Regions from separate parts of the Homo sapiens genome. Here regions 2 and 3 are each linked to region 1. A link is a contact called in ENCODE Hi-C or POLR2A ChIA-PET data. All regions are on one chromosome and are shown on one strand. The core of a region is the stretch at or near the end of the contact, and the rest is flanking DNA. Distances in the headings are between cores, read along the strand shown.

The links. A loop is a pair of places that touch in the nucleus more often than their neighbours do. ChIA-PET counts read pairs that join two places held with the same protein, here RNA polymerase II (POLR2A). Pooled maps may share reads with other maps.
Region 2: a map with no recorded cell type shows a loop between it and region 1 (17-fold over the local background). The contact joins the promoter of ZNF430 here to the promoter of ZNF14 in region 1. A Hi-C loop is called at or near these places in 1 of 37 single-sample maps with no recorded cell type and 6 of 50 pooled maps. POLR2A ChIA-PET finds 5 or more read pairs at or near these places in 1 of 52 experiments (CD4-positive, alpha-beta T cell).
Region 3: a loop to region 1 is called in a map of naive thymus-derived CD4-positive, alpha-beta T cell, with 9 times the contacts of the local background. The contact joins the promoter of ZNF85 here to the promoter of ZNF14 in region 1. A Hi-C loop is called at or near these places in 1 of 168 maps with a recorded cell type or tissue (naive thymus-derived CD4-positive, alpha-beta T cell) and 9 of 50 pooled maps. POLR2A ChIA-PET finds 5 or more read pairs at or near these places in 1 of 52 experiments (activated CD4-positive, alpha-beta memory T cell).

The regions. Positions count from the first base shown.
Region 1 is chr19:19,731,298-19,735,619 of GRCh38, reverse strand. ZNF14 (zinc finger protein 14) reads left to right here and starts at 2,508. Exons shown (of 4, transcript NM_021030.3): 1 at 2,508-2,664. The coding sequence starts at 2,662. RefSeq lists a silencer at 2,853-3,002.
Region 2 is chr19:21,018,083-21,022,404 of GRCh38, reverse strand. It overlaps ZNF430 (zinc finger protein 430), which reads right to left and starts at 1,748. Exons shown (of 5, transcript NM_025189.4): 1 at 1,602-1,748. The coding sequence starts at 1,604. RefSeq lists enhancers at 873-1,464, 1,465-2,058.
Region 3 is chr19:20,921,378-20,925,699 of GRCh38, reverse strand. ZNF85 (zinc finger protein 85) reads right to left here and starts at 2,449. Exons shown (of 4, transcript NM_003429.5): 1 at 2,297-2,449. The coding sequence starts at 2,299.

The DNA of each region.
Region 1 (4,322 bases), core at 1,259-3,758:
CCTTCTCAAAAAATAAAACAATAAAACAATAAATAACATATCAATGCCTAGTATAGAATGAATCTTTTGTGTGTGTGTGTGAGACAGGGTCTTGCTCTGTCACGCAGGCTGGAGTGCAGTGGCACAATCATGGCTCACTGCAGCCTCAACCTCCCAGCCCCCAGTGATTCTCCTGCCTCTGCCTCCTGAGTAGCTGGGACTACAGGTGTGCACCACCACACTCAACTAATTGTTTTATTTTTTGTAGAGACAGGGTCTTGGAATGTTGGCCTGGGCTGGTCTCAAACTTCTGGCCTCAAGCGATCCTCGTGCCTCAGCCTCCCAAAGTACTGGGATTACAAGCATGAACCACCATGCCCAGCAAAATTGATAACTTTTGTATTTCAAAGGACACCACCAAAAAAGTGAGAACACCTTTTGGGATCCTTGTGCACTGTTGTTGGGAATGGAAAATGCTATGGCTGCTAGGAAAAAGAGTATGGCCATTCCTTAAATAAATAATAAATACAAAGTAATCATATGATCCAGGAAGTCTGCTTCTGAGCATACCCTAAAAAACTGAAAGCAGCAACCCACATATTTGTTCACCCATGTTCATAGACATATTATTTACCATAGCCAAAGGCAGAAGCAACCTAGGTGTCCAGGAAAGGATAAATAAGGCCGGGCGAGGTGGCTCATGCGGTAATCCCAGCACTTTGGGAGGCCAAGGTGGGCAGATCTCTTGACCCCAGGAGTTTGAGACCAGCCTGGGCAACATGGCGAAACCCCATCTCTGCTAAAATTACAAAAATTAGCTGGGCATAGTGGCACATGCCTGTAACCCCAGCTACTCAGGAGGCTGAGGCACAAGGATTGCTTGAGCCCAGGAGGTGGAGTGCAGTGAGCCGAGATCACGCCATTGCACTCCAGTCTGAGCAACAGAGCAAGACTGTCTCAAAAAAAAAAAAAGAAAGAAAGATAAATAGATCCAGAAAAATCCAGAAATTTGATATCTACATACAATAGAATACAATTCTATTCTATTGTATGTAGATTTAGGAACTGACTAATTTAGGAACTCTTTAAAAAATGTTTAAATAAAGCATTAAAAAGAAGTAAATTGGGGACAGGCGAGGTGGCTCACACCCCCAGCACTTTGGGAGGCCAAAGAGGGCAGATCACCTGAGGTCAGGCGTTCGAGACCAGCCTGGCCAACATGGTGAAACTCTATCTCTACTACAATACAAAAATCAGCCGGGAGTAGTGGTGGGCGCCTGTAATCCTGGCTACTCAGGAAGCTGAGTCAGGAGAATCACTTGAACCTGGGAGGCAGAGGTTGCGGTGGCTGAGCGCCACTGCACTCCAGCCTGGGCAACGAGAGCGAGACTCCATCTCCAAAGGAAAAAAAAAGAAGTAAATTGGCCGGTGGCAGTGGCTCACACCTGTAATCCCAGCACTTTGAGAGGTCGAGGCAGGAGGATTGCTTGAACCTAGGAGTTCGAGACCAGCCTGGGCAACAGAAGGAGACACACATCTCTACCAAAAATTAAAATTAAAATTAAAACAATTAGCCAGGCCTGGTAGTGCGTGCGTGTAGTCCCAGATACTTAGGAGGCTCAGGTTGGAGGCTTGCTTGAATCCAGGAGTTGAAGCCTGCAGTGAGCAATGATCACACCACTGCACTTCAGCCTGGGCTACAGAGCAAAACCCTGTCTCTTAAAAAAAAAAAAAAGAAGAAGAGGCCGGGCGTGGTGGCTCACGCCTGTAATCCCAACGCTTTGGGAGGCCGAGGCCGGCAGATCACGAGGTCAGGAGATCGAGACCATCCTGACTAACACAGTGAAACCCCGTCTCTACTAAAAAAATACAAAAAATTAGCCGGGCGTGGTGGCGGGCGCCTGTATTCCCAGCTACTCGTGAGGCTGAGGCAGGAGAATGGCGTGAACCCGGGAGGCGGAGCTTGCAGTGAGCCGAGATGCGCCACTGCACTCCAGCCTGGGCGACAGAGCGAGACTCCGTCTCAAAAAAAAAAAAAAAAAGAAGAAATAAATCCTAACACATACTACAAGGTGAAGCTCGAGGACATTATGCTAAGTGAAATAAGCACGTCAGGAAAGGACAAATACTTTATGACGCCATTTACATGAGATTCCCACAGTCAAATTCACGAACTCAGACAATGGAATGGAGGTTGCAAAAGACCCTGAGGGAAGGAGGTGCACGGGGAGTTGTGCAACGAGACAGATTTCAGTGTTGCAAGATGAAAACAATTCTGGAAATTGGCTTCACAATGTGAATGTATTTAACAGTACTGAAGAGAACACTTAAAATGGATGGGAGGCAAAGAACACATTCGGTTTAAACGCAAACGTCCTGGCGGGGACAAGCCGGACTGAAGCCAGGCCAGCTCAACCACGCCCCTTCCTGCTCCGCTGTCACTCAGTGATAAAGAGGCGGGGCCATTGGATCTGTCCAATCAGGACCTCAGCTGAAAAGATGTGAGCGGCGCCACGCTGGGCCTGCGCAGTGCGGACGTCGCCATTCCTGGCCCATGGGAAGATTGCGTTTCACCTGCTCCTGAAGGCCGAAGGTGGCTCTAGCGCATCCTTTGTCGCGCCGTGACCTGCAGGTACTGACAGATCCGTAGGGAGGACACCGTGACTTCCCGGACGCTGGGAAATGGTGAGTGTGCGGGGCCAGTGTCCGAGGGGAGGTTTCTGGTTGGAACCGTCTGTGGCCGAGGCCGGGGACCTCCTTGCAGTCAACTCCGGGGTTTGCAGACCCGGGGGCCACCGCGGGCGCAGTTCGGCCCTCGGTCCTCTCTGTGGGAGCTGGACCCGCAGCCGGGAGCCCCAGCGTCCTGTCCCGTCCCCGCGGGGCGACCTCGGCCCCCGGTCCTGGAGCCCTCTATGGGCAGCTCTGCGCCCGCAGCCCCGCGTCTCCCCGGATTGTTCGGTGACAGCGGGAGGGTCCTGGGGAGATCCCATCTCGGTCTGTGGGGTTTGTGCGTTTAAGAAACCACTTGGTTGGAAACCTTACGATGAATCCACGGGTGCGTTTCCTCACTTGTGAGAACCGAAGCCTGGCTAGGTCCTTGCTGCCGGGGTCAGGTTCCTGTGGCTGTTCAAACGCCCCTGCCCTCATCACCAGGGACTGACCCCCTCTAGTGCTCCCAGCACTCAAGTCTGGGGGTGTTTTTGACCTTCTGAATGTGGGCTTTCTTTTCGAACTGCGGGGAAGGGGACTCCTTATCTTAACTGATCAGAAAGTTTGTGTTTCTTCCCTTTGGACTCCTTGATCAAATATTAATTCTAGCCACCCTTAATTCCAGTTTCCCTTCGCTCTGGGTAATTTTGTTCCCTTGCGTGAATGTGTGCGATTTTTAGTTTCTTTGGTTTCTGGATGGAATTAATTGTGAGCTTGTTCAGGTTCTTTTAAATTTTCTTGTTTGTGTGTGTTTATCTGTGTGGTTTCTACCCAAGAGATTTCGCCTATGTTGGAGTGCCATGATGATGCAAAATCTCTGTATGTCATTTGTTCCGTATATAAGTGGTAAGCATTTTTTTTTGTGTGTGACGGAGTCTCGCTCTGTCGCCCGGGATGGAGTGCAGTGGCGCGATCTCCAGCTCACTGCAAGCTCCGCCTCCCAGGTTCAAGCCATTCTGCCTCAGCCTTCCCAGTAGCTGGGACTACAGGCGCCCGCCACCACGCCCAGCTAATTTTTTTGTATTTTTAGTAGAGACGGGGTTTCACCGTGTTAGCCAGGATGGTCTCGATCTCCTGACCTTGTGATCTGCCCGCCTTGGCCTCCCAAAGTGCTGGGATTACAGGCGTGAGCCACCGCGCCCGGCTAAGTGGTAAGCTTTGAGGTGTTTGTGAGAGTGATGTTTATGACACACACCACTTTGATACATTCTGATTGTAAGTGTATGTTGTGATTTTTTCTTTCCTCGTGTGGTTGTAATAGGTCAGTGTGTTTTTCTCTGAGCAATTAACCAGTGGAAGGTTCCTAAGTCTAGAGTCATTGTGGGTAGTTTTGTTGTTGTTTTTTTTCTTTTTTTTGAGATGGAATCTCACTCTGTCGCCCAGGCTGGAGTGCAACGGCATGATCACAGCTCACTGCAACCTCTGCCTCCCTGGTTCAAGCAGTTCTCCTGCTTCAGCCTCCTGCATAGCTGGGATTACAGGCACCCACCACCACACCCGGCTAATTCTTTTATTTTTTAGCAGAGATGGGGTTTCACCATGTTGGCCAGGCTGGTCTTGAACTCCTGACCTCAGGTGGTCTGCCTGCCTCAACCTCCCAAAGTGCTGGGATTACAGGCATGAGCCACCGCGCC
Region 2 (4,322 bases), core at 499-2,998, 1.3 Mb before region 1:
GGACAAATAGGTGATAATGTGAATTAGGTAGGAAAAGTTGGCATTTGGGAACGCCAGAAAGAACTGGAAATTTAGTATCTTACTGCAAGCCAGAGTGAGGCTGGAGAAATGGGGGACGGGGGTTAGACTTAAGACCCTGCTTGGGACACAGGTGAAAAATGCAGCAGAAAATCAGTTCCCCGTGGAGTGTGAAAATAATTGAGTGGCAGGCAATTAGACTGAGGTGTCTCTAGACCCTGGGTTCCTACTTTTAAAAAGATCTAACGTGGCTGGGCGTGATAGCTCACGCCTGTAATCCCAGCATTTTGGGAGGCCAAGGCAGGCGGATCACCTGAGGTCAAGAGTTCGAGGCCAGCCAGGCCAACATGGTGAAACCCCGTCTCTACTAAAAGTACAAAAATTAGCTGGGCAGGGTGGCAGGCGCTTGTAATTCCAGCTACTCAAAAGGCTGAGGCAGGAGAAGCTTGAACACAGGCAGCGGCAGAAGTTGTAGTGAGCCGAGATTGTGCCACTGCACTCCAGCCTGGGCGACAAGAGCGAGACTCCATCTCAAAAAAAAAAAAAAAAAAAAAAAAAAAAAATCTAACTCAGGCGCATCGTTTTGAAAATTACTACATTGAAAGACACAAAATTCAGGCTTAATCAACTGTATACTGCCAATTAAGGTCTGATTACACAACCAGAAAATTTTCACCTTTATTGTACAAACTAAGAAACTACATAACGGTACCTAACCAATTACTGAATTTGGCTTTCTTCATCATGCACCTTATAAAAGTCTTTCCTTCAAGCCCCGCCATGAACAACAAATTACAAACCACAGCTGGGTGCTCAACAGTTTTTTAATCACTCTTTGATTAATTTCTTTAATATTTTTGTGGTGACTTCTGTACATTTTTTTTTTCCGAGACGGAGTCTTGCTCTGTTACACAGGCTGTAGTGCAGTGGCGCTATCTCGGCTCACTGCAATCTCCACCTCCCAGGTTCAAGTGATTCTCCTGCCTCAGTCTCCCAAGTAGCTGGGACTACAGGCGTGTACCACCATGCCCGGCAAATTTTTGTATTTTTAGTAAAGACGGGGTTTCACTATGCTGGCCAGGCTGGTCTTGAACTCTCCTGACTTAGTGATGCGCCCGCCTCGGCCTCCCAAAGTACTGGGATTACAGACGTGAGCCACCCCTCCCGGTCTGTACATTTTTAATAGGAGAAAAGAGGAACTAGGAACCCAGGACCAAAGTTCTTCCCATTCATGAACTCGCACCCCAAGTCAGGATTCTCCCGTGACGATTCTCCCGTGACGATCCTCCCGTGGTCCCTGCACAGTCTGGGAGAGACGCGGCGCTGCGGATGCAGAGCTGCCCAGAGAGGGCTCCAGGCCAGGGCACAGTCACTGCGCAAGGAAGAGACGGGACGTGCTGGGGCCCGCCTGTCAGCGCAGCCGCCATCTTAAGGCTGATGGGGACTGAGGCCCAGCTGGGCAAGAACTCGGGGCGCAGATTGTGCAGCTGACTGCCGGGAGGCCTGAGTCCCGCCACAGCCACTTCCCACCCATTACAACCAGCCCCTCCCCTCTCTGGGGATGTCGGACCCGGCACTCTCACCATTTCTAGGCTTCCAGGGGTTCCTGGCGTCTTAGCTGTAGATCTCCCAATACCTGCGGGTCACAGGGCCACAGAGCCTGGACCTCTAGGAGCAGAGGACACAGAGCGCTGAAGACGAGACCTGGAGCTCAGGCCACAGCGAGGGACAAAGGCCCCGCCAAACCCGGAAGCCGCCCTGTCCGCTTCACCTGCGTGCCTGATTGGACGGTTCCCTGCCTAGCGTCTCTGATTGGATAACATTTAAATCCCCGCCCCCTCAGGCCATGATTGACGGAAGATGTGATGAGATGCGGGGCTGAAAGAAGAGTGACAGCTTGGGCTGCATCCTTCTCTGACAGGGCTTCCTCCCTGAGCTGAGCCAGGCCCACCCCAGAGGTTATTTGCATTTAACCTTGTGTGTAAGGTCATATGCATTTATAAATAATATATGGGGCCGGTCACGGTGGCTCACGCCCGTAATCCCAACATTTTGGAAGGCTGAAGCGGGCAGATGACCTGAGGTCGGGAGTTAGAGACCAGCCTGACCAACATGGAGAAACCCAGTCTTTATAAAAAATATAAAATTAGCGGGTTGTGGTGGCCCATGTGTGTTATCCCAGGTACTCGGGAGGCTGAGGCAGGAGAACCGCTTGAACCTGGGAGGCGGAGGTTGCGGTGAGCCGAGATTGTGCCATTGCACTCCAGCCTGGGCAACAAGAGCACAACTCTGTCTAAAATATATATATATATATATATATATATATTTATTTATATATATTTATTTATATATATTTTTATATATTTATTTATATATATTTTATATATTTATATATGTATTTATTTATATATTTATATATTTATATATTTATTTATATATATTTATATATATTTATTTATATATATTTATATATATTTATTTATATATATTTGTATATATTTATTTATATATATATTTATATATATTTATATATTTATTTATGTATTTATATACATTTATATATATTTATATATATTTATATTTATATAATTATATATATTTATATATTTATATATATTTATATATATATTTATATATTTATATATATTTATATTTATATACTTATATATATTTATATATTTATATATATTTATATATATTTATATATTTATATATATTTATATATTTATATATATTTATATATAAATATTTATATATTTATATATATATATTTATATATTTATATATTTATATATATATATTTATATATTTATATATATTTATATTTATATATTTATATATTTATATTTATATATTTATATGTATATATTTATATATATTTATATTTATATTTATATATTTATATTTATATATATTTTTTATATTTATATTTTTATATATTTTTATATATTTATATATTATACATATTTATATTTATATATATTTATGTTTTTATATATATTTATATTTTTATTTTTATATATTTTTATATATATTTATATTTATATATATATAGTGGCTATTCAAAAATGAAAAGAATGTAACAATAATTATTTTAAAATTTCAGATTTTATGACCTTCCCGGCTAAAGGAGGCAGCCTCAGATTTTAAAAAGATGGTAATCTTCTGAAATAAAATGTGAGCCACATGTGAATCTTAAATTTTCTAGTAGACAAACTTGAAAAAGAAACAAGGAACAGGTTGAATTGATTGTAACAATTTAACCCAATATGTCCATAATATTATCATTTTAATGTGTGAGGAATGTGTAATTATTAATAATGTATATAAACATTTGAAACTAAATCTTTGAAACTAACTCTGTATTTTACCTTTCTAGCACATCGCAGTTCAGACCAGCCACATTCCAGTCACTCAGGAGGCACACGTGGCCAATAGCTGCCACATTGAAGTTCAGCTCTGATGTCAGGGGGGTGAATGAACTGAACATCCCTTTTCTGCCAGAAGTGAAGGCAGAGTCTCTCCCTACCAATATCTTTCTTCAGTTCTAAGGGTGGAACAGATAGTGGCCATAAAAAGAGCAGATGGCAGCAGGAGTAAAATAACCACAGGTAGACCACTGCTGGCCACCTGTTGCCCACTTTTCTTCCAGAGATCAGACAGTGAAGAAAGAATGTTGGGGCCACAGGATAATAAAACTCTGTGTCTTCAGATCTGTCCACACTCTTGACCTCAAATGTTTAGATATGGAGAAAACAGATTAAAGGCAAAACTTATTTTGCTATTGGCCTTGGCCCTACTAGTCAGGCTGTAGTTACCTGTTTTCTCCTGTGGTGTGTGGGACTGTGTGGGTATAAGCACCAATCACATGCATACATGTCTACCTGTATTTCTGCATTACTCAACATTCTCTTACAAGTCACCCAACTTTAAATCAGGGGAAAAAATCAGTACCTATAGGGTGCCCACTGTTAGAACATAACTAGTAATCAACCTGTCATTGAATCCTGGCATCCTATCTGCACTGGGTGCATGTATTAGTTAGCTATTGCAGCATAACAAATCATCCAAAACTTATTAGTTCATAATCGAGATGGTCAGCCATTTAGGTTGGGCTCAGTGGGGCCATTCTTCTGGTTTCAGCTGAGCTCCTTCAGTCATATGTCGTCAGCTGCTTGTTGACTAGGCAGCTGTGCTTCTGGGGGTGATGTTCTGCTTCTGGGGTTGTCAATAGGGACACCTTGCTTCTCCTCCCCATGATACCTTATTTTCCAGCTGGCTAACATGGGCTTTTTTCCAAGGTG
Region 3 (4,322 bases), core at 1,200-3,699, 1.2 Mb before region 1:
CAATGACCAACCTCTCAAGAGACACTACACTATGCCCCAGTGACTGCCCCAAGTGCATTTTACTTTGCAAGTTCTTGCACCATCTCACTGGGGTGACCTTTTTTTTGTCTTTTGGGATACTATTTTTTCTTTCACAAATCTTAGAGAATCCAGGGGGTAAAAATTATTTCTGCATTTTTCTCTCAATGTGTCTCCAAGAAATAGAAGCTGGGTTGGGTGAAGTCAATCTTTTTTTTTTTTTTTTGTATACAGTCTCGCTCTTTCACCCAGGCTAGAGTGCAGTGGCATGACCTTGGCTCACTGCAACCTCCACCTCCCGGGTTCAAGTAATTCTTCTGCCTCAGCCTCCCTAGTAGCTGGGATTACAGGTGTGTGCCACCAGGCCTGGCTAATTTTTGTATTTTTAGTAGAGATGGGGTTTCACCATATTGGCCATGCTGGTCTCAAATTCCTGACCTCGCGATCCGCCCGCCTCGGCCTCACAAAGTGCTGGGATTACAGGTGTGAGCCACCGCGCCCAGCTGGGTGAAGTCAATTTTAATGTCTCAAGGAGTTAGCTTTTCAAAGGAAGAGTACACCAGGAGACTGCACTCAGACCCTGGGTATCTACCTGCTCCCTTGATAGGATACACTTCATACCTCAGGTTGTCCTATGAGAGAAAATGACCCAGGAGCTGATATTCACTAGACACTCTAGCCAACATAGCCACAATGGTGGGCATCCTGGTTTATCCCCATACAGTACTGAAAACCCAGGACCAGGAAAAAACTGAAGAGTGGCTGATGACCCATCACACCATAAAGTCTCCAAACGGAAACCTTGACCCACCAATATTCTGATAAGAACTCTGTGCCTAGGGAAGATAAAAGGAAAAGAGACACAGAGATTTTTTTACAATATGGTGTCAGGGATTATTATTCACTTTCTTCTCATGGGAAATATTTACAAACAGAAGACAATTTTTTAAATAGTGCCATCCAATGTTTTGTGGAAGAATTATTAATTGAAATATAAAATGTACAATAAAGGACAAATAATTGATAATGTGTATCAGAGAGGGGAAGGTGGCATTTGGGAATGTCAATGACACTGGAAATTTAGTATTTTACTGTAAATCAGAGTTAATCTGGAAGAACAGGGAGTAAGAAGTAGACTTGAGACCCTGCTTGAGACATATGTGAAAAATGCAGGGGAAAAGAAGTCCCCTGTGGACTGTGAAAATGATTCAGTGGCAGGCAATTAGACTGAGGTGGCTCTAGTCCCTGGGGTCCTCCTTTTTAAAAAAATCTAACTAAAATTTCATTTTTTAGTAAATTACCACATCGGGGAAAACAAAATTCAGGCTTAACCAACTATAAACTGCCAATTAAATTCTGATCACATAACCAGAAAATTGCCAACACGATCGTACAAATTAAGAGACTATATAACTGTACCTAACCAATTACTAATTTGATTTTTTTATCATGCACCTTATAAAAGTCTTTTATTCAAGCTCCTCCCATGGACCACAAACTACAAACCATAGCTGAGTGCTCTACAATACTTGAACCACTTTTTAAGTTCTTTAATATTTTTGCGGTGACTCCTATACATCTTTTTTTTTTTTTTTTGAGACGGAGTTTCACTCTTATTGCCCAGGCTGGAGTGCAGTGGCGCGATGTAGGCTCACTGCAACCTCCGCCTCCCGGGTTCAAGCGATTCTCCTGCCTCAAACTCCTGAGTAGCTGGGATTGCAGGCGCGCGCCACGACGCCCGGCTAATTTTTGTATTTTTAAAAATTGAGACGGGGTTTCACCATGTTGGCCAGGATGGTCTTGAACTCCTGACCTCAGATGATCCGCCCGCCTCGGCTTCCCAAAGTGCTGAAATTACAGGCGTGAGCCACCACGCCCGTCCCCCCATACATTTTTAACAGAAAAAAAGAGGAACTGGGAACCCCACAGCCCAAAGCTCTTTCATGAACCCGCACCCCGAGTCAGGATTCTCCCCTGACAACCCTCCCGTGGTCCCTGCTCAATCTGGGAGAGACGCGGTGCTGCGAATGCAGAGCTGCCCAGAGAGGGCTCCAGTCCAGGGCACAGTCACTGCGCAGGGAAGAGACAGGACGCCCGGGCCGGCTGTCAGCGCAGCCGCCATCTTATGGCTGGAGGAACTGGGGCCGAGCTGGGCAAAAAGAACTGGAGCGCAGATTGTGGAGCTGACTACAGGGAGGCCTGAGTCCCGCCACAGCCGCTTCCCACCGGTTTCAACCAACCCCTTTCCCCCTCGGGATGGCGGACCTGGCACTCTCACCATTTCTAGGCTTCCAGGGGGTCCCGGCGTCTTAGCTGTGGATCTCCCAATACCTGCAGGCCACAGGGCCACAGAGGCTGGGCGTCCACGAGCAGAAAACACAAAGCAGGGAAAACAAGACCTAGAGCTCAGGCTGCAGCGAGAGACAAAGGCCCCGCCACATCCCGGAAGCCGCCCTATCCGCACCAGCTGCGTTCCTGATTGGACGGTTCCCAGCCCAGCGTCTCTGATTGGATGATATTTAAGGCACCTTCTTTTCAGGCCCTGAGTGACAGAAGATGTGATCAGATGCTGGGCTGAAAGAAGAGCGAGTGACAGCCTAGGCTGCAGCCTTTTCAGACAGGGCTTCCTTCCTGAGCTGAGCCAGGCTCACACCAGAGAGTATTTGCCCTTACCTTGTGTATCAATTTATATGCATTCAAAAATAATATATTATATGGCTATTCACAAATGAACAAAGTATAACAACAATTGTTCTAAAATTTTAGATTTTATGACCTTCCTGTATTCTGGTCCTTTGAACAGGCAATCCTCTGAAATAAAATGTGAGTCACAGGTGAATTTTAAATTTTCTAGTAGCCAAACTTTAAAAAGAAAGAAGAAACAAGTGGAATTGATTGTAGCAATTTATTTAACCCAATATATTCAAAATATTTTCATTTTAATATGTGAGCAATATGTAATTATTAATGAAATATAAATACATTTGAAACAAAATCTTTGAAACTAATTCTGTATTTTACCTTTCTAGCACATCGCAGTTCAGACCAGCCACATTCCAGGCACCCAGGAGCCACACATGGCCAATAGCTGCCACATTGAAGTACAGCTGTGATGTCAGTGGGGGTGGAGGGCCTGAACACCCCTTTTCTGCCACAGGTGAGGGGACAGCCTCTATTTATCAACGTCTCTTTTCAGTTCCGAGGGTGAAACAAATAGTGGCTATAGAAAAAGCTGATGGCAGCAGGAATAAATCACAGGTAAACCACTGCTTACCACCTGTTGCCCATCTTTCTTTCAGAGATCAGACAGTGAGCAAAGGATGATGGGCCACAGGAGAAAAAAAACTATGTCTTCAGATCTGTTCACAGTCTTGACCTTTAATGTTTACATAGGAAGAAAATAGATTAAAGGCAAACTTATTTTGCTATTTGACCTCGACTCTAATGTTCAGGCTGTGGTTACCTGTTTTCTTCTGTGGTGTGGGAAACTGAGTGAATATAAGCACAATCACATGCATACATGTCCACATGTATTTCGGCATTTCTTTTTTTTGAGATGGAGTTTCACTCTTGTTGCCCAGGCTAAAGCGCAATGGTGTGGTCTTGGCTCACTGCAACCTCTGCCTCCTGGGTTCAAGCAATTCTCCTACCTCAGCCTCCCGAGTAGCTGGGATTACAGGCATGCACTACCACGCCCGGCTAATTTTTTGTACTTTTAGTAGAGACGGGATTTCTCCATGTTGGTCAGGCTGGTCTTGAACTCCTGACCTTAGGTGATCCAACCGCCTTGGCCTCCTAAAGTGCTGGGATTATAGGCATAAGCCACCACCCCTGGCCATATTTCTGCATTTCTCAACATTATCTTACAAGACATCTAACTTTAAATCGGGAAAAATATCAGTACTTTTATGGTGCCCAATGTTAGAAGGTAACTAGTAATCAACCTGTTATTAAATCTTGGCATTCTATCTGCACTGGGTGCACATATTAGTTAACTATGGCAGCATAATGAACCATCCAAAACTGATTTGCTCATAATTGAAATGCTCAGCCATTTAGGCTGGGCTCAGTGGGGCCATTCTTCTGTTCTCAGCTGAGCTCCTTCAGACATGTATCATGAGCTGCTCATTGACTAGGAAAGCAGCAGCTGTGCTTGTAGAGGTGAGCTTCTGCTTCTGGGACTGTCAACAGGGATACCTTACTTCTCCTCTTCATAGTATCTTATACTCCAGTTGGCTAATATGGGCTTTTTTCTTTTCTTTTTTTGAGACGGAGTCTCGTTCTGTCGCCCAGGCTGGAGTGCA